Linked DNA regions of Homo sapiens: region 2 is linked to region 1. A link is a loop called in an ENCODE intact Hi-C map of the cell type or tissue named here. Cell type or tissue: mammary epithelial cell. All regions are shown on one strand. Each heading gives the region's core, and the rest is flanking DNA. Links, peaks and the distances in the headings are about the cores only.

Region 1 (10,921 bases), core at 1,239-9,238:
CAGCAGGTTTAGAATGGCTCAGCAGGGGATGCCCAGAACCTAGTGCTGGCATTGGTTAATATTAGAATGAATGAATGAGGGAATCAGAATGTCAGCATGGGAAGGGATCTTTGGGATCATTCTGTTCGATCTTTTCTTGCCTTTTTCTTTTCTTTTTTAATAGATGGGGGTCTCGCTATGTTGCCCAGGCTGGTCTTGAACTCCTGGCCTCAAGTGATCCTCCTGTCTTGGCCTCACAAAGTGCTGGGATTGCAAATGTGAGCCACTGCACCCAGTTCTGTCCAATCCTTACAGATGAAGAAAATGAGACCTAGAGAAGAGTAGGATTTCTTTTTTTTTTTTTGAGACAGAGTCTCACTCTGTCGCCCAGACTGGAGTGCGATGGCACGATCTAGGCTCACTGCAATCTCTGCCTCCTGAGTTTAAGCGATTCTCCTGCCTCAGCCTCCTGAGTAGCTGGGTTTAGAGGCATGTGCCACCATGCCTACCTAATTTTTGTATTTTTAATAGTGATGGGGTTTCACCGTATTGGCTGGTCTCAAACTCCTGACCTCAGGTGATTTGCCTACCTTGGCCTCCCAAAATGCTGGGATTATAGGTGTGAGCCACCGCACCCAGCCAAGCAGGACTTCTTTAAGGCTACAGTGACTATGTGACAGAACTAAGACTCTGGTCCTGTTACTCCCGGCCGGGTGGCCTTCTCACTACACCCTGGACCAGCAAGGTATCTCAGACAATAAGTCTGTGCATGCATCCGCAGAACTCTAAGGCACAACACAGGGGAAGCTGGAAAGAAGTGAGGTGAGGTGAGGCGATATGGCCTTGGCTGGGGCCCCTGCCCTCAAAGAGCAATCCAGGGCTCTGGCTGGCAGGCGCGGGAAAGGACCTGAAGCAGTGAAGTGAGGCCTGTTCTGGCCGCCTCTCTGGGTTAGGGGTTAAAGATCCATGTTTCGGCCTCTTCCTTCTAGCCCCCGATGGTTGATGTAAGTCATGAAACCAGGCAGTAATATTCAGCACTTGCCAACCCAGATCCTTTTCCAAGTTTGTGTTGGCATGCAAGGTAGAAAGTCATTCCTTTATTTCCTCCCCTTCTCCACCAAAAATAAATAAAAGAACCTCCATGCCGCAGGGCTCCTGCAGACGCCTGGCAGGTTTGCTGACCCTGAACTCGGAGCTTTTACCACGAGAACGCCAGCCCCCCAGAGTGGTATGAAGATGATTATTCTATGAATGGAAAATTCCGCTCGGTTCACACAGCCCTGCAGCCTGCATCCTTTCAAGACATGCAGACTTTTCAAGCTCTGAAGATGGGGAGCCACAGTTCTGAGAATAACTTTGGCAGGAAAAGTTTAAAATTGCCAGCTGCTGTGTCTGATCCCCCTTGGTCAGGCCAGAGAGGCGATGGCACAGAAGCGGAAGCCTTCTTGCCTCCCAACATGGTTTTCGGCCCTTGTGGTTGTACGGGGAGAATAAAAACTTTTAAGGGATAAGAATAGGAACAAACACCTTGGCTGGGACCTGCAGCCTGGGTATGTGGGAAGTGGAGCTGGGATGGAGATGCCCCAGAAGGAGGTGGAGAAATGAGTGTGTCTTGGGGTCCGCCATGGGCTGTTTCCCCAGGCTGCTCCCCTTGACTGCTATACGAGGTGAGTAGACATTTGACCCAGAAGGGAAGTCGGGAAGTGGAGGCCAAGTGCATGAAGGCTTTTGTCGTGGAGCACACGCTGGGCCTCAGTACCCTGGGAGCCTTTGCTCTCAGTGACCATAGAAAGGCCAGTGTGGGCACCTGGCCCAGCTCTGGGTTAAATAAACAGTGACTTTTGTCACCCAGCAACAGGCCTCAGCCTGGCTGTGAGCTCTCTAGCTCTTTGAGGTGTTGGCACGATTTCAGAGATGTTCTTAGCACCTCTGATGAAGTCTCACTGCCTTTTGCTCACTTTCCAGGAGTCTGGAATGAAACAGATGGAAACAGCCAGTCTGTGAACGTTTCTTCAGGTATCCGGCAGAGGTGAGAAGACAGGTGGGCATGGGCTACACCTCAGAAGTTAGAGGGTGCTGCTTGGTTTCTTCTGGAGTGGGGCAGTGGGGCCTGCCTGGCACAGGCTGAGGGCTCTGGCAGGGCAGGGGTGGGTGGTGGGGAGGGTGCCTGGGTTCTGTGCTCCCACCTCTCCACATGGCCCCCAGCCCGGGCCATTTCCTTTGCTGGCAGCAGAACTGAACCCTGTGAGGCAGCTCACAGACCTCAGGCTCCTGAGGCTCTTCAGAAACATGAGGTCAGCCCTGGGGAATGAGGCAGCTTGGCCGGGGTCCAGGCGGCTATAGCGATGCTGTTTGTCAGGTTCTGGGTTCCCGCTGACCCCCTGCCAGGACTTTGCCAGGGACAGGAGGTGCTTTGGCTCCGTCAGCCATGGGCCTGGAGGTGGGTGAGGTGCATTTGGGCACGAGGAGCCCTCTCCTGGCTGACTTTGTCCACATCATGGCTCTGTCAAGCTCAGAGAGTCCTGGGATGGGGCTCCTGCCCTTTGGGGGGCTTGGGCTTAGGGTCTGCTGTTGTGGAGAAGCCATATGGTGAAGTGGGGAGAGCTTACTGGGCCTCGGGACAGGGTTTGCACCCTGGCGCTGGTGCAAAGTCACGTGTAGTGGACAAGGGGCTTAACCTCTCTGGGCCCCAGATGCTGCTTTTGGTCAGTGAAGGGCTCTTGTCGAGTAAAATGGCAGCCACTCCCCCTCCTTGCAGACTTAACTTTGTTCTGATTCCTTCCCTCAGCCTCGGGGCATAACTGTGACAGGTTTAAGCAGAAACATCCCATTTCCCCTAGTCACCACTGGGTAAGGGGAGGGCTGGTGACCCATTCTCACCCTGGAGATCTCAGCGGACATCTGCTGTCTGCTGGGAGGATACTGGGAAGGGGTTTGCTTCCTTATATAAAAAGGGGGAAGAAATAAAGAACCAGGGCCCTCACCTTCTTCAGCTCAGGCTATAGAGCTGAGGTGATAAGGCTTAAGGACACAAAGCTGGCGCAAGGTGATGGCTTACCAGAAAAGTTAAAACAAAAAACAAACCTTAGTGATATTTTTGTTGATGACTTGGTGACTTGTTACACGAGATAATTATAACATCTCTATTATTTCAGCCACTTCAAGTCAGGTATCCTTTTATTTATTTATTTATTTGAAACAGTGTCTCACTCTGTCACCCAGGCTGGAGTGCAGTGGCATGATCTCGGCTCACTGCAACCTCCACCTCCCAGGTTCAAGCGATTCTGGTGCCCCAGCCTCCCGAGTGGCTGGGATTACAGGCATGCACCACGATGCCCAGCTAATTTTTGTATTTTTAGTAGAGACAGGGTTTCACCATGTTAGCCAGGCTGGTCTTGAACTCCTGACCTCAGGTGATCCACCTGCCTTGGCCTCCCAAAGTGCTGGGATTACAGACGTGAGCCACCACACCACGTCCAGGTATCCTTTTATACGTGCAGTTGACTTCATTCTTAATCAAGCTTGTCCAACCTGTGGCCAGGTGGCCTCATGTGGCCCAGGACAGCTTTGAATGCGGCCCAATACAAATTTGTAAACTTTCTTAAAACATTATGAGATTATGCACAGACCTTTTTTAATTAAGCCCTTCAGCTGTCATTAGTGTGTTTTATGTGTGGTCCAAGACAGTTCTTCCATTGCGGTCCAGGGAAGCCAAAACATTGGACACCCTTGTTCTAAATGAAACATGTAATACTGTGAAAAAAAATACATTTGGTTATTCTGTCGAAAAGGTAGGCTACCATATTCTGGCCAGGTGGAGGTGACGACCATGTCAGAATTCTCTGTGTGTGGACAAGGCTGGAAGGGGATGCGGAGAATGGGAAACGGGTGCCGTGGTGTCATCTCACACCCCCTGCCTTGGGCTAAAGTCTCCCAGCTGGTAATAATACCACCACCATCAGCACCAGGTGCTTGACATGCACTATTCCATGTGCCCCCCACCCCCAACCCTGCCCCGCAAGGCAGGTGCGCTGGTGACCTGTTGGAGACGGGGGCAAAGCTCAGCATGGAGCCCAAGGCTGAGAAGCTCAGGAGCAGCAGGACTGAGATTTGCACCCATTTTTCTCTCACTCCCCGAACCTGGGTTTGTGCCTCCTTGGATGCACCCGGTCATTCTTGGGACTTCTGGGGTCCAGATGTGCGGGAGACTGGCCAGCAACACACAGCGGCAGGGGCAGGAGAGGACACATTCCAGTCCGTGTCAGCAATGTCCCCTGAACAAAACCAACCCCATTTAAAAGCAGTCTGGGTGTTTCTGTTTATCCAGTAGTGGGTACTTTGGTAAAGTGAGTAATCCTTTCTCCCTCCAGCACTTGCCCTCCTCCCTGCCATGTGGTTTTCTTTTAGAAATCTGGAGTGTCCCAATTTTGTTTAAAGCAGGAGCTGCCTGGAGGCTGACAGGCGGAAGGGCAGATGTCCCTGGGCTGATGATGCTGATAATAGCAATAACAGTAGCTCACAGGTGCTGAGCCCTTACCGTGCACTAAGCATTCACTCATATCATTTCTGAAATCCTCCCAGCAGGCCTACAATGATAAGCATTTCACAAAAGGGAAAATGAGGTTTTGGGAGGCTAAAAGCATGCCCAGCAGCTCACAGCTAGCTGGTAGGTGGCATTTCTTCAAGGCCCGCACTGTTAACCCTCACACCTCCTTGATCATCCCCTGGCCCGTGGATACTCATTCATTTGGAATTCACTACATCCGGCCTCCCCACCTCCTCCTGTGCTTCCCTAAATGGGGCCATCAGCCTTCTCTCACCCGTCGTCAATCCCTGCTGTCTGCAGGGGGAGGGAAGTAAAAAGCTGACAGGAAGGAGTTACATGTAAAATGGTAACCTGTAGATTGAGACTGTTCTCCAACAGGTCTGAGGGCTCTAGGCAGAGGGAGGGGAAGCGGGGATATGAGGGCTGTGGAAAGGATGGGACCAGACTGCCAAGCAAAGAATGCTATGTGTGGTTCTGCAGGTTGTGTACAGTTCTGCAGGTTGTGTACTGCACAACCGCTTCCCATCTAAGGGGGCACCTTTACTTCATAGACATAGTAACTCTGTGATCATTTTCTGGCCGACCTTGAGTAAAGTATCTTCTAACGAAATCAGTATATTATGACACTTCACTGACAGATGGAAAAAGATACCTTGTGGAAGAAGTGTCTTTTCCTAATTTGCTCAAAGCCCAAAGCTTTGGCTCTGGCCGAGGTGTGAAATGCTGAGCTTCTTGAAGGCGGGCCTCAAGTTTGACATTAGTACCCCTTTTCTTGTTTCCCCATTCTGAAGCTTCAGGTGGAGAGTCTCCTGAATTCAGCTGATCAGGTGCTGGGCACAGTTCTGCCCTGGTTGTTACTGGTGGATCAGCTGCCCCTTGGGACTAACATTTAACTTTATTTTTGAGACAGTCTTGCTCTGTCGCCCAGGCTGGAATGCAGTGGCACGAGCTTGGCTCACTGCAACCTCTGCCTCCTGGGTTCAAGCGATTCTTCTGTCTCAGCCTCCTGAGTAGCTGGGACTACAGGCATGCACCACCACGCCTGGCTAATTTTCATATTTTTAGTAGAGATGGGGTTTTGCCATGTTGCTCAGGTTGGTCTAGAACTCCTGGGCTCAAGCAGTCCGCCCGCCTCACCCTCCCAAAGTGCTGGGATTACAGGCGTGAGCCACCTCGCTGGGCCGGGACTAACATTTTAAAGATTGCTCAAGTCATTTTAGCCATCTTCTTCTGGTCTTATCTGATTTGCACTGATCCTCTCCCAGCCGTCCTGAGTTCTCCAGGGATTTTGTGTGCTCGGAGCTGCCTCTCCACAGTTGTGTCTGTCTTCAGGCTTCTACGGCTTAGTGACCAGAAGGCAGGTGGGCCCCAGGGAGCGGATGGAGGATCCAAGCTCTGTATAAATTGAGTAGCCTCGAGCAAAATCAGTTCCTGTCTCTGGATCTTAGTTTTAAATTTCAGTTTAAAATAATTGGGCTGGCCTAAGTGATTTCTTGGCCCTTTCCATCTCTAAAATTCATTTATTTACCATCAAGGTCTGGGGATAAGTGGCAAATAAGACTGACGTACTTCTGACCTCATGGAGCTTACACTCGAATTGGGCAGACAGACAAGTAAACAGGCGATGACACTTGGTGGGGGCAGGTTCGCTTCCTGTTGCGGTTGTAACAAATTACCACCCATATAGTGGCTGAAAACAACACACTGATTTTCTCAGCGCTCTAGATGTCAGAAGTCCACAGTGGGTCTCACTGGGCTGAATTCCCTCTGGAGGCTCTTGGCGGGGAACCTGTTTCCTTACCTTTCCCAGCGTCTGGAGGCTGCCTGCCATTCCTGTGGTTCGTGGCCTTTCCCTTCTCAAAACCCAGGGATAGCAGGTAGCTGAGTCCTTTCCACGTGGCACCTCTTTGTTCTTTCTTCTGTCTCCCTCCTCCACCTTCCAGGACCCTGGTGGTCCCACTGGGTTCACTGGGATAATGCAGAATGTGCAGAATGATCTCCCAATTCTAACATCTTTTTTTGTTTGTTTTTGAGACAGAGTCTCGCTCCATCACCCAGGCTGGAGTGCAGTGGTGCAATGTCGGCTCACTGCAACCTCTGCCTCCCATATTCAAGCGATTCTCTTGCCTCAGCCTTCCGAGTAGCTGGAATTACAGGTGCGTGCCACCATGCCCAGCTAATTTTTGTATTTTTAGTAGAGACAGGGTTTTGCCATGTTGGCCAGGCTGGTCTCAAACTCCTGGCCTCAAGTGATCCACCTGCCTCGGCCTCCCAAAGTGCTGGGATTACATGTGTGAGCCACTGCGCCAGGCCCCTATTCTAACATCATTTAATTAGCAACCTTAATTCCACCTGGAACCTCAGTTCTCCTTGGCCATGTCAGGTAACAGATCCACAGGTTGTAGGAATTAATATGCCTTTTGGGGTCATTATTCAGCTTACCACGGGGAAAGTGCAGAGGGCTGTGAACTCCCTGGCAACAGCACCCCACCCACACACGGGTGTGTCATGACTCCCAAGACCTTGGCATAGCCAGAGTGCAGCTGGGCTGGGGAGGTCAGGTTTCCTCTGTCAGTTGGGACCTGACACAGTACAGGGGAAGCTGTGAGGTGAGGGAGCACTACACAAAGTGTGTGTGTGTGTGTGTGTGTGTGTCCCTCAGGCAGATGGAAAGTGATTGCAGAGGAAGGGTCTGAGTTGCAAAGAGGATTAGTGAGCAAAGAAAGGCATACTTGTGTGGGAGACTCAACATACTTAAAATATTAGGTTGGTGCAAAAGTAATTGCGGTTTTAACTCTTTAATGGCAAAAACCACAATTACTTTTGCACCAAACTAATAATAATGATGTTATTTAATTTGTCATTAAAACAAAAAAAGAGCCAAGTGCAACAAAAATACCCAGCAATAATAGAACAAGCATCAGGAGTGAGAGACTGGAGTGAAGTGCTCCAAAACCCTTATATTGTTCAAGGAGAGGGGAAAGATACTAACTTTAATATTTTATAACCTATGGGAAATTTCAAGAATTACAGAAGTAAAGATCATAGCATAATGCATCTTTTTTTTTTTTTTTTTTTTTTGGAGACAGAGTCTTGCTTTGTCGCCCAGGCTGGAGTGCAGTGGCGCAATCTCGGCTCACTGCAAGCTCCGCCTCCCGGGTTCACGCCATTCTCCTGCCTCAGCCTGCCGAGTAGCTGGGACTACAGGCGCCTGCCACCGCGCCCGGCTAATTTTTTGTATTTTTAGTAGAGACGGGGTTTCACCGTGTTAGCCAGGATGGTCTCGATCTCCTGACCTTGTGATCTGCCCACCTTGGCCTCCCAAAGTACTGGGATTACAGGCGTGAGCCACCACACCCGGCCAGCATAATGAATCTTAACCCAGTTTACCCTTAATAACTGGCTACTCTTATTTTTAACTATCTCCACACCTGTTTTTTTTTTTCCCTATCTCCTATACTATGGATTATTTTGGAGAAAATCTTGACTATCAATATTAATTAAATTTAGATTTTGAGAGGTTAAGCATGTAAGTTAACATTTTTAGGGAACCAATTTGGAAAAAAAGAGAAAGGAAATAGAGGGTATAACTTTCTTTCTTTTCTTTTTTTTTTTAGACAGGGTCTTGCTCTGTCACCCAGGCTGGAGTGCAGTGGCATGATCACAACTCACTGCAATCTCAACCTTCCCAGCTCAGGTGATTCTCCCACCTCAGCTTCCCAAGTAGCTGGGACTAGAGGTGCACAACACCATGCCCGGCTAATTTTTGTGTGTTCTGTAGAGACAGGGTTTCACCATGTTACCCAGGCTGGTCTTCAACTCGGGGGCTCAAGTGATCCACCCTCCTTGGCATCCCAAAGTGCTGGGATTATAGCTTTCAAAATAATAGATGTAAAGAAATGGAATGAGGAAAGGATAATAATTACAAAAGAAAGCATGACAGAGGGAAAAATAATCACATAAATGGTAGAACAAATTGGAAGTACACAATAAGATGGTTGAAGTACGTCCAAACATATAATTACTGTAATAAATGTAAATGGACTAAATGTTTTTATTAAAACACAAAGATTTCAGACTGGATTTAAAAATCTGCTATATGTCCTCCATAAGAAACTCTAATGAAACATAAGGATACAGAAAGGTGAAAGGTGAAAGGATGCAAGAAGTCATGGGAGGAGACACCACCAAGGAACAGCTGATGTTGCTGTGCCAACAGCCAACAAAATGGACCTATGGCTATGTAATGTGAAAGGTTCAGTTTACCAGGAGGCTATAACAGTTCCAAGGTAATATATACTTAATAATTTAACTTCAAAGTATAAATAAAAAAACTGATAGAATTGCAAGGAGAAATAGGAGAAATAGACAAATCTACATTAGTGGGAGATGTGACAACTCTCTCGTAGGTAAAATAGACAATATTATTAAGGATATAGAATATATTTAGTAATATTGAATAATGATATGTATATAATTATATATACATATAAATATACAAACACTGCCTTGAATAACTGCAGAATTTACATTCTTTTCAAGCACTCAGAGCATTCATAAAAGTTGACTGGGGCCAGGTGTGGTGGTGCATGCCTGAAATACTAGCTATGTGGGAGGATCACCAGATCCCAGGAGTCTGAGACCAGCTTGTGCAACCTAGTGAGACCCCCATCTCTTAAAAAAGAAAGTTGATGGGATTCTGTGCCATCAACCAGGTATTAACAAATTTCACAGGATTGGTGTCACATAGGATTCTCTGGTCACAAGTCCATTTCATTAGAAATCAACAATGGAAGAAACTAGAAAAGGATACAATACAGAGAAGTGAAGGAATTAGTGAAATAGAAAAGAAAAGATATGATAAATGATTGACAAAGCCAAAAAGTTGATTTTTTTCTTCTTCTTCTTCTTTTTTTTTTTTTTTTGTAGAGGCAAGGTCTCACCATGTTGCCCAGGCTGGTCTCAAGTCATCCACCTGCCTCGGCCTCCCAAAGTGCGGAGATTACAGGCATGAACCACTGTGCCCAGCCTAAAAAAGTTGATTCTTATAAAAGACTAATAACATTAACAAATATTTAGCAAGATTTATTAAGAATAAAAGGCATGACAAACAATTCCATGACTATAGATACTTCCTCAATTTTAAGATGTGGCTGAGCGCAGTGGCTCATGCCTGTAATCCCAGCACTTTGGGAGGCCGAGGCAGGTGGATCACTTGAGGCCAGGAGTTCGAGACCAGCCTGGCCAACATGGCAAAGTGCCATCTCTACTAAAAATACAGAAATTAGCCGGGTGTGGTTGTGGGCGCCTGTAATCCCAGCTACTCGGGAGGCTGAGATAGGAGACTTATTTGAACCTGGGAGGCGGAGGTTGCAGTGAGCTGAGATTGCACCACTGCACTCCAGCTTGGGTGACAGAGTGAGACTCTGTCTCAGAAAAAAGAAAAAAAAAGTTAAAAATATATATGAAATGGGCAATCTGCTAGAAAAGTAAAACTCAGTAATTTAAAAACCTCAGTAATCCTGTAACCAGTTAATAAATTTAATCAGAGTTAAAAATTTCCTCACAAAGAAAACACTAGATCCAGATGACTTTGAAGATAAATTCTGCTACTAAAAAACCAAATAATTCCAATTCTACACCAAACTTTTATAGGAAAAAGATCATTTTCTAATTCATTTTATGAGGCTAGTATAAAGCACAAGAAGTATAAGAAAAGAAAATTACAAACCAAACTCACTCATGAACATATGTGTAAAAATCTGAAACACAATATTAAACCAAATTAGTAATGAAAAATATTTAATTAATCAGGTCTAAGATGAATTTACCTCTGGAATGGAATCTTGGTTTAACATTAGAAGTCAATTAATGTGAGGCCAAACTCAGTGGCTCATGCCTGCAATCCCAGCACTTTGGGAGGCTGAGGTGGGTGGATCACTTGAGCTCAGGAGTTCAAGACCATCCTGGGCAACATAATGAAACCCCGTCTCTACTAAAAATACAAAAATTAGCCAGATGTGGTGGTGCAGGTCTGTAGTCCCATAGTCTCCGCTGCTTGGTACAAGAATCACTTGAACCTGGGAGAGGGAGGTTACAGTGACCCGAGATCATGCCATTGCACTCAAGCCTGGGTGACAGAGCGAGACTCTGTCTTGAAAAAAAAAAAAAAAAAAAAGTCAATGTAATTCACCACATTCATATATTAAAGAAAAATATGATTACCTTGGTAGATACAGAAAACACATTTGATATAATTCAACATACAGTTATGATTAAGACTCTTGGAAAACTAGAAAAAGAAGGGAGTTTCTTTAATTGATACAGCGTATCTACAAACCTTGTAGCAAATATATTTAACACCTCTAATCATCGTGTTCCTGGAGGTCTCACAGG
Region 2 (10,921 bases), core at 1,281-9,280, 170 kb after region 1:
TCCAAGCTGGGCACACAGTCAGAGGCTTCAAATGCCTGCCGTGTGTCGCAGGCAGACCCTACTCAAGCTGGCCCAGTGAGGAGCAGGTGGTCACTGCAAAGACACCACTGGGACATGTGGGAATTCCACAACCAGAATTCTGGCACTGCTGTTCTCATGGTGCCTGCAGAGCCACGGGATAGAAAGAAAGACAGCAGTTCTCCACAATGTCTCTCTTTCCCTTGCTGCCCACTCTGTCCTCTCCTTGGACACCTTCCTTGGCTTTCAGGTCATTGCTGCTGTCTCCCTCCCGACCTCTGCCTGCTCACCATCTCCAGTGACTGCTCTGAATCCAGGTCTACCTCATGCCTTTCTGCCTAGCTCCCACGGCTGAACTTTTTCGTCCTTGTCCCCCAGTTCCAAATTCCAGAGGCAGAGGGAGAGAAAGGTCTGACCAACCTGGTCTGCCATCTTGAGCCAAGCTACTGAAGTCCTAGGTTTCTGGCTGGTCTGTGGGGGTTCCTCCACCTTTGATCTGGTTAGCTGTAATGGTGGGGCCTCCTCCCTCAGCAGCTGATGTGGGTAGCAAGATTCCTCTCAGGAGGGACTCAGTTGTGTTAGGTTGGGATTACCCTCATGAATGGTGCAGAGTGCTGGAGGGTTGCTTGGGTTAGACTCTTGGCTGGCTTTTTATTGGTTGGATTTTGTTTCTTGAGATGTAATTCACGTACTGATATGGTCTGGCTCTGTGTCCCCACCCAAATCTGATCTTGAATTGTAATCCAAATTGTAATCCCCATGTATGTGTTGGGGGAGGGAAATCATGGGAGGTGATTAGATCATGGGGGCAGTTCCCCCATGCTATTCTCGTGATAGTGAGTGAGTTCTCATGAGATCTGATGGTTTATAAGGGGCTTTTCCCCACTTTGCTCTGCACTTCTCTCTCCTGCCACCATGTGAAGAAGGTGTGTTTGCTTCCCCTTCCACCTTGATTGTAAGTTTCCTGAGGCCTCCCCAGCCTTGCAAAACTGTGAGTCAATGAAACCTTTCCTTTATAAATTACCCAGTCTCGGGTATATCTTTATTAGCAACGTGAGAATGGACTAATACACATACCATAGCTTTCACCCTTTTACAGTGCATAGTTCAGTAGTTTTTAGTATACTCACAAGGTTCAGTACCCACTATCTCTTTCTAATTCCAGGATATTTTCATCACCGCTAAAAAAAAACCTTCACATTCATTAACAGTCACCTCCCATTCCCTCTTCCCACAGTCTCCTGGCAACTTTGGCCTATTTTCTGTCTCTGTGGGTTAGAAAATTCTGGACATTTAATATCAATGGAATCACACAATGTGTGGCCTTTTATGTTTATCCTCTTTCATTTAGCATCATGTTTTCAAGGTTCATCCATATTGTGGCATGAATCAATACATCATTGAATTGCATAATAATCCATTTTATGGATATAACATATTTTATTCATCGTTTCATCAGCTGATAGACATTTGTGCTGCTTCCACTTTTTGGCTACCATGAATAATGCTGTATGAACATTTGTGTGTAAGTTTTTGTGTGAACATATGTTTTCAATTTTCTTGTATATATACCTAGGCATGGAATTGCTGTGCCATGGCAGTTTTATGTTAAACTTTTTGAGGAGCTTCCAGACTGTTTTCTAAAGTGGCCATGTCATTTTATAGTCCCACCAGCAATGTACAAGGGTTTCCATTTTTCCACATCCTTGCCAAAACATTATCTTTCTGATTATAGCCTTCCTAGAGGGTGTGAAGTGGTGTCTCATTGTGGTTTAGATTTCCCTAATTATGAATGATTTGAGGAGCTTTTCATGTGCTTATTGGCCATTTGGGATCATTTTTAGAGAAATTTCTACTTAACTCTTTTCTTGTTAAAAAAAATTTGATTGTTATTGCTTACTAGCGGTTTAACCTCGTACTAGGTGCTCAGTCTCTCTGGGACTGAATCTTCTCATCTTAACAGCAGGGACACTCACCTCACGAGGTTGCTGGGGTGCATAAGATGAGGTGGTACGCATTGATGCTCAACCCAGTGCCTGATTCACGGGAGAAACCTAAAACATTTGTTATTATTGTACCACTGTGAAGACCAGCTGATTTTCTTGAGAGCGTAATCTGTCCTCTGCCAATAAACATTTTTTTCAAGGGACTTAAGAGTATTTTGAGAAGCAGCCTGGGGTATGGATGGAAGGTAAGGACCCCAACCCCACCCACCAAGGAACAAGCTTCATTTGCAATAGATGGTGATGGTTGGTGCCCTTTTAGCTCAGTAGTGTTTCAGGTAAAGGCCAGAGCTGAGGACAATAGAATTTCGGAAGGGACAAAAGGAAACAAGCTGGCTAGTGCCCAGGGAGGATATTTTCAGAGAACAGGGAATTTTTAAAGGTGATTTTTATGAAGCTTCCCCTTATGGTGTGTGATAGAAAATGTCTTTCCGATCTTCCCACCAAGGTGTTAGTAAAATCTTTATCTCATGAAGCATTGTATAAGCGGATCTTTTTTGAGCAATCGCATAAAGTGCTTCTGGCTGGAGAGGGTGGAGAATGAGGTCAGCTACACCTGGAATCGCACTGGGATTAGTGTAAAATGCAGATCAATGAGGGCAGAGGCCAGGAACTCTTTCCTGGCTGCTCACAGGGCTGTTCAGTGTGGGACAGGCTGGCCTGGTCTCCTCCAGGATTCAGAGTGGTATCTTCAGGGACAGAGACCTCCTCCTCCTGCTGTTTGCGGTGCTCAGAATCTGACCCCCACCTTGGCTGATGAGCGTGGAGGTGGTACTTCTGCTGTGCCAGTGCACAGATGCACCTGAGGCTGGCTCTGCAGCTGGTGCAGCTCCTTGGAGAGTGCTCTGAAAACACCATGCCCCTGGGGCCACAGAGGGGGTTCTCAGCCCTTTCAGGCTTCAGGAGGGAAGAGGCTCTTTTTGGCTGGACACTGCGGGGAAGAGTTCTGTGGGCTACCAGAGATGTGCCCCATCTGTGTGGAAGGAATGTGGGTGCACCTGCAAAGCCACCTGCTGAAATCCTAACCCCCAAGGTCATGACGATGTTAGTAGGTGGGACCTTTGGGTGGTGATTAGGTCCTGGGAGTAGAGCCCTCATGAATGGGATTAATGCCCTTATAGAAGGGACCCTGCCTGTAATCCCAGCACTTTGGGAAGCCGAGGAGGGGTGGATCACCTGAGGTCAGGAGTTCGAGACCAGCCTAGCCAACATGGTGAAACCCCGTCTCTACTAAAAATACAAAAATTAGCTGGGCCTGGTGGTGGGCGCCTATAATCCCAGCTACTGGGGAGGCTGAGGCACGAGAATCACTTGAACCCGGGAAGCAGAGGTTGCAGTGAGCCAAGATCACACCATTGCACTCCAGCCTGGGTGACAGAGCGAGACTTTGTCTCAAAAAAAAAAAAAAAAAAAAGAGGGACCCTGAAGAGCTCTCCTGTCCCCTCTGCCATGTGAGGATACAGAGAGAAGTCTGCAGACTGCAGCCCAGAAGAGCGCCCTTGGCTGGGCGCGGTGGCTCATGCCTGTAATCCCAGCACTTTGGGAGGCCGAGGCGGGAGGATCACGAGGTCAGGAGATCGAGACCATCCTGGCTAACATGGTGAAATCCCGTCTCTACTAAAAATACAAAAAAATTAGCTGGGCGTGGCGGCGGGCACCTGTAGTCCCAGCTACTTGGGAGGCTGAGGCGGGAGAATGGCGTGAACCTGGGAGGCGGAGCTTGCAGTGAGCCGAGATTGCGCCACTGCACTCTAGCCTGGGCGACAGAGCGAGACTCCGTCTCCAAAAAAAAAAAAAAAAAAAAGAGGGCCCTTATCAGGACCAGCCAGGCTGGTGCCCTGATTTTGGACCTTCAGCCTCCAGAACAGTAAGAAATAAATTTCTGTTGCTTATTAGCCAACCAGTCTGTGGTAACTTGTTATAGCAGCCTGAACTAGGACACCATCCACAGTGCCTGAAATGAACACTATCCCCTTCCCAAAGAAGCACGGCCTTGCTGGGCCATGACCATTTCATGCCCTGAACACGAGGATTCCATTGCATCGCCAGGATCATTCACTTTGTGCATTAGTGGTGGTTGGTACAAGTACTGCCTGAAGAACTCCTACAGAAGAATCTCTCCCCTTCCCAACACCAGAGAAGACAATTTGTGTGACTACAAGAAACACAGATTAAGCACCCACCATGTAACACACACTGAGCCAGGCATTGTGGGAAGAATAGAGATGAATGAGACTTGCCATTTTCCAGAAGAAGCTTCCCCAGCTCTTTTTAGAAAGAAAGTGAGACAGAAGGAAAAGAAGTTAGCAAGGCCGGGCGCAGTGGCTCCCACCTGTAATCCTAGCACTTTGGGAGGCTGCGGCGGGCAGACCGCCTGAGGTCAGGAGTTTGAGACCAGCTTGGCCAACGTGGTGAAACTCCGTCTCTACTAAAAATACAAAAGCTAGCCGGATGTGGTGGTGCATGCCTGTAGTCCCAGCTACTCAGGAGGCTGAAGCATGAGAATCGCTGGAACCTGGGAGGCAGAGGTTGCAGTGAGCTGAGACAGCACCACTGCTCTACAGCCTGGGGGACAGAGTGAGACTCTGTCTCGATTAAAAAAAAAAAAAAAAAGAGTTAGGGAAGATGAGAGACTGGGAAGAAGAGAGTGGGGATTATTAGGTTGGCTCAAGGGAGACGGGGAGGAGGCCTGATCCAGAACGGGGCCATGTGAGCCTGGAGAGGGCTGGTTAGGCTGAGTCCCTAAGGGGCAGGAGCCGGGTCTTCTCTAGGGTTGGTATTTCCTGTACAAGGTCTGTGCATAGGTGCTGGCAGATCAGCCATCTCCTCCCCAAGTCTGCCAGGAGATGCCTCTCTCTTCTTGGATCCACAGGAAGACAGAGCACCTGAGTCATTTGGGAATCTCTGAGTCAGCGGCTCAGGACAGCAGGGAAAGTGTAAAGGCATTGGCTTCAGGGAAATGACCATCAGTTGGCCTTGGCATGGGCCTGTCATCCTAGGCCCACCCAGTGAGGTTCCAGCACCATCAAGACACAGAGAGCATTTGCCTTATAGGACAGAGGGATGGAGGCCTTACAGGACACAGGCATGGAGGCCTTACAGGACAGAGGGATGGAGGTTTACAGGACACAGGCATGGAGGCCTTATAGCACACAGGCACAATGGCCTTATAGAGCAGAGGCATGTTAGCCTTACAGGATAGAGGCACAGAGGCCTTACAGGGTAGAGGCACGGAGGCCTTACAGCATAGAAGCATGGAGGCCTTTCGGGATAGAGGTATGGAGACCTTACAGGATAGAGGCACAGAGGCCTTTCAGGATAGAGGCACAGAGGCCTTACAGAACACAGTCATGGAGTCCTCACAGGACAGAGGGATGGAGGCCTAATAGGTCACGGGCATGGTAGCCTTACAGGACACAGGCACGGTGGCCTTACATGTTCTGAGTTAGAACCAATGGGAAGTGGAAGAAAAGAAAGTCTCACTTCTTCTTTCTTTCACTGAGCCAGAAACAGCCTATCCTGGAGTGCTGAGGGTTTGTGTAGGGCCCTGGTTCTCCTAGGCCTGCCCACGGAGGTCTGGCCCAGAACATGTATTTTTACCAAGTGATTCTGATGCCCTGCGAAGCTGGAGCACTACTGGTTTGATAACTATTTGCTGAGAAAAAGGAAGAGGCTCTGTTCTGTGGACCCCTTGGCTTTACTCAGAGGTCAAGCATCCAAATGCACCAAGGTTCAAATGACCTTGAACAGAAGAAGCCACTGGGTTTTCTCTTCCCATAGGAAACTACCAAGTTGAATATCTGCCAAAATATTATTCCAAGTTTGTGCAAGAAATGTTTACCTTTTTGTAAGTAAGAAGCCACCTGAATTTCTGTAGATCTTAACAGGCTGTGTATATAGTATATGGCTTGTATATGTACTTGATTATACCAAGTAATAATCCCAATTAACCCGGTTCTACCCCAGCCTTACACATAGGATCTTTAGCCCTGTTATAAAACCACCCAAGCAATTTAGGGAGTTCCCATAAAGCAACTTCAACAAACTGAGGATCAAGTCCTCTCCCACCAGGTGGCGCCACGGGCTACCCAAGGTTCTGCTAGGCATCTGCCATCTTTTTGGCCAGGCCTCCCCTGGGTACTACCATCATCCCTCATTGAGGCCCAGGCCCTGGGTCTTCCAGGGGTCAATACATTCAGGGTCAGAGGAGTTGCAAGGCATCAGGCTGAGGGCTTTATGGAGTTCTTACAAAACAGACCATGTGCTCTTTCTTCCAAGAGCTAGTGGTTTGAGAGGCTGCCTGCCAGTCATTGTTTTAAGTACTTTACATGTCTAGTCATGTATGATCTCTTATTCTTGTTCTTGCTTCTCCATTTTTTTATAATGGAAAATTGAACATATGCAAAATCAGATAGGATAATATAATAAATTCCATGTTTCCATCATCAAGGTTTAACAATGATCAATTCATAGCTAATCTTATTTCCTCCCATATTATTTGTTTAAAAAATAACACATATCAGTGCATTTTTAATGCTTAATTTTTTGTTTTTTTTTAAATTCACAAATAATGTATATATTATGGGGTACAATGTGATGGTTTGAAATATGTTTATAATATGAAATGATTACATCAGGCTAATTAACAAATTCATTGGCTCACATACTTGTCTTTTTGTGGTGAAAACATTTAAAATCTACGCTTTTAGCAATTTTGAAATATACAGTGCATTATTATGTATTGTATGCATCACTCTGCAATAGATCACTAAAGCTTATTCTTCCTAACTGAAGTTTTGTACCCTTTGATCAGTATCTCCCCTTTCCCCATCCACCCCGTCTTCTAGCCTCTGATAACCACCATTCAACTTTCTACTTCTATGAGTTCAACTGTTTTAGATTTCACATATAAATGAGAGCATGCAGTATATTTGTCTTTCTGTACCTGGCTTATTTCACTTATCCTCCAGGTTCACCCATGTTATGGAAAATGACAGGATTTCCTTCATTATGGCTGAATAATATTCTATTGTGTGTATATAGCATGTTTTCCTTGTCTGTGATTAATCTGATGATGGATACCTAGGTTGCTTCTGTATCTTGGCTATTGTGAATAATGCTGCAATGAACATAGGAGTACAGGTACATCTTCAGCATACTGCTTTCAATTCCTTTGGATATATACCCAGAAGTGGGAGTACTCGATCATATGGTAGCTCTATTTTTAGTTTTCTGAGGAATCTCCATACTGTTTTCCATAATGGCTGTATTAATTTACATTCCCACCAACAGTGCAGCAGTGTTCCCTTTTCTCCACAACCTTCCTAAAACTTATCTTTCATCTTTTGAATGATAGCCATTCTAAGAGGTGTGAGGTGATATCATTGTGGTTTTAAATTTTATTTCCCTGATGACCAGTGATAATTAGCATTTTTTTTCATATCCCTGTTGGCCATTTGGATGTCTTCTTTTGAGAAGTGTCTATTTAGGTCCTTTGCCCAATTTCTTTCTTTCTTTTTTTTGAGACGGAGTGCAGTGGCACAATCTTGGCTCACTGCAAGCTCCACCTCCTGGGTTCACGCCATTCTCCTGCCTCAGCCTCCTGAGTAGCTGGGACTATAGGTGCCCGCCACCATGCCGGGCTAATTTTTTGTATTTTTAGTAGAGACAGGGTTTCACTGTGTTAGCCAGGTTGGTCTCGATCTCCTGACCTCGTGATCCGCCCGCCTCGGCCTCCCAAAGTGCTGGGATTACAGGCGTGAGCCACCGCGCCAGGCCCTTTGCCCAATTTCTGATTGGGTTCCTCCCATATTATTTTGAAGCAAATCCCTAACATCCTGTTTTATTTGTAAACATTTTAGCATGTATCTGAGATAAGGACGCATCACATAAGGACTCTATTTGTAAAAAAACAGACAAAAAAAAAAGTCCATAAAAGCATTATCACCTCTAAAAGTGATTAATAATGATTTCTCAGTATCATCGAGTATCAAGTCAATGTTCAGATTTCTAGTTACTTCATAGATATCATACTTTTTAAACAGTTTATTTGAATCAGGATCCATAAAAAGTCAGTATATTGTGATTGGTTCATTTGTTTCTTAAGTTTTTGTTTATTCTGTTGTTTCCTCCCTCCATTCCTTTTTTTTCCTCTTGCAATTTAATCATGGAAGAAACCAGGTTGTTTGCCCCATAGGGCTTCCTCCAATCTGGGTTTTGCTGTTGCACCTGCTTGCTGTCCTTTAACACATTCCTTGGTTTGTTGTATTTTCTATAAACTGGTAGTTGAATCTAGAAGCTCCAGCTGATTCAGGTTCATTTTTTAAAAAAAATCACTACTTCATAGGTGTTGGTGTGATCTTCTACCAGGAGGCACACAGTGTCTGATTCTCTCTCTCTCTCATGTTAGCAGCCATTGAGGATCAATGCTTCAATGGTTAATGAATGAATCTGAATTCACTAGGGATTACAAAATGGTGACATTCGAATTCCATCATTCTTTCTTATTTACTAGCTGGGATACTTCTAGAAAGAGAAACTTAACCCCCATCAACTCTTGAGTTCCCTGGTGGCACAATCCTTATTGGAAAGACAGGTTAAATATTTAATTCTTTCAATTTAATCAGTGTTTTTTTTTTTTTTTTCGTTGTTTGTTTTTTTTTAGACAGGGTCTCTCTCTGGTTGCCCAGGCTGGAGTGTAGCGGCACAATCTTGGCTCACTGCAGTCTCAACGTCCGGGGCTCAGGTGATTCTCCCATCTCAGCCTCCCAACTTGCTGGGACTACAGGCACACGCCACCACACCTAGCTAACTTTTTTGTTTTATTTTTGGTAGAGACAGGGTTTTGCCATGTTTCCCAGGCTGTTCTCAAACTCCTGGACTCAAGCAATCCAAAGTGCCTCGGCCTCCCAAAGTGCTGAGATTACAGGCATAAGCCACCTTGCCCTGCCTTTAATCAGTTTTAATCAACTAATAAATGGGTTCCCCAGCATCCTACAATGACAATCAGTTAGTTGTTTTAGTAGCATTATGGACTTCATGGGTTTCAATGTATTTGCTGTGTTTCCATCCACAGCAGTTTATTACCCTTATTGATGTTCAGACTTTCCCAACTCTGGCCAGTGGCAGTTTCTTCAAGTTAGCCTCTGAGTCCTGTTGTCTTGACTCTTAAGTTTTAGTTTATTCTGTTGTTTCCTGCCTCCATCCCCTGTTTTCCTCCTGCAACGTAATCGTGGAAGAAACCAGGTTGTTTTCCTCGTAGGGCTTCCTCCAGTCTGGGTTTTGCTGTTACATCTGCTTGGTGTCCTTTAACATGTTCCTTGGTTTGTTGTATTTTCTATAAACTAGTAGATGAATGTTGATACATTTGTGTCCTCATGAGTCTCATCTTGTATATTTCCTGAACCAGTTCTGGAACCAGTCATTTCCGAGTTCCTTTAGAAGGGAAATGGTATTTCAAATGCCCCATCTAGCTGTGAGGGATGCTTATTTCTCCTGGATTGGTGATTGTTTCTAGGCCTTTTCAGTGAGTAAATCTTGTAAATAGTTCTTTTCTTTTTAAAGATAAAATATATCATAAATACTTACAGGGCTGGGCGCGGTGGCTCACGCCTGTAATCCCAGCACTTTGGGAGGCCAAGGTGGGTGGTTCACCTGAGGTTGGGAGTTTGAGGCCAGCCTGACCAACATGGTGAAACCCCATCTCTACTAAAAATACAAAATTAGCCGGGCGTGGTGGCGCATGCCTGTAATCCCAGCTCCTCAGGAGGCTGAGGCAGGAGAATCACTTGAACCGGGAGGTGGAGGTTGCAGTGAGCCGAGATTGAGCCACTGCACTCCAGCCTGGGCAACTAGAGCGAAATAACGTCTCAAAAAAACAAACAAAACAAAACAAAAACAACTTACTGATGCCTCCTACTCAAATTTGACCACAGATCCTTTACTAGATTTCTTCTCTCTTACATATTTGTCCATTTTCTCCTATGCCAAGGATCTGAGAATGATAGAATTAGAAAATCATAAAATCATTCACTTTTTAAAATCCCATGATACTGCTTGAGCATCCCAGATCAGAAAATCCAAAATTCAAAATGCTCCACTATCTGAAACTCTTTGAGCACTGACATCTGACATGACTCTCAAAGGAAATGCCCATTGGAGCGTTTTGGATTTCAGGTTTTCTGATTTGGGATGCTCAACCAGTTAGTCTAATGCAAATATTCAAAAATCTGAAAAAATAAAAAATCTGAAACACTTCTGATCTCAGGCATTTCAGGTAAGGGATACCCAACCTGTACACACAGGTTAGTCAAATAACTTATACAAGGTCTCATGGGTATTAAGAGGTGGGCAGCAGGACTAGGCTTAGGCTGCCTGGCCTCAGAACCTGTTAATGAGTATGCACTAAGCTACCTTTCTCTTCCCAGCTTCTGCTGTCTGTAAAATTCCATCAGGAATCCACAGGGGCCAGCTGGGGAGCCAACCCATACAAACAACAAATACCACATCGAGCTCTCTCCCCTCCAAAAATCTGTTTCTGGGGCAATAACTTCCACCTAGCCTCCCTTTTTCCCCATGGAATGGATCTCAAGATGCAGCTTGGCCTTCTTGCAAACACAGATCTGGTGGAACCACCATTGGCTTTCCCTGACACGCCCATGCAGGTCTGTCCTCACAGATCTCAGTGGGACTCCAGCTGCTTTGACATTGCCTCCCCGCCATTTTCCCTTTTTTCTTATTCAAGGCTAAGGCATCCCCAGCAAGTCTTGACTTGACCCTTGCTTAGTTTGATTTGAGGGCTGAGGCATGAGATATTTCAGGATACTGAGGGTCATATCATGGTGGCATAATGAAAAGAACACAGGATTCAGATGAGCTGACTTGATTTTCAGCCTTAGCTC

What was found. A loop is a pair of places that touch in the nucleus more often than their neighbours do. Peaks named below come from ENCODE experiments on the same cell type or tissue, not always from the same donor. Only the 100,000 strongest peaks of a DNase experiment are listed, where the experiment ranks them.
Region 2: a loop joins it to region 1, with 5 times the contacts of the local background. A loop is called at or near these places in 3 of 110 quality-filtered maps.

The regions. Positions count from the first base shown.
Region 1 is chr10:119,016,884-119,027,804 of GRCh38, reverse strand. LINC03036 (long intergenic non-protein coding RNA 3036) reads left to right here. Exons shown (of 4, transcript NR_186540.1): 2 at 1,945-2,008. Among named protein-coding and RNA genes, the nearest start is that of LINC03036, 7.2 kb to the left of the region's middle. RefSeq lists enhancers at 2,454-3,027, 4,213-4,855, 4,856-5,498. In mammary epithelial cell, for the core only: no CTCF peak of the experiment used is centred there; DNase peaks (open chromatin) are centred at 4,374 and 7,034.
Region 2 is chr10:118,845,835-118,856,755 of GRCh38, reverse strand. The region is part of intron 3 of LINC03036 (long intergenic non-protein coding RNA 3036); the gene reads left to right. Among named protein-coding and RNA genes, the nearest start is that of CACUL1, 96 kb to the right of the region's middle. In mammary epithelial cell, for the core only: a CTCF peak has its summit at 6,091 (motif pointing right); a DNase peak (open chromatin) is centred at 6,095.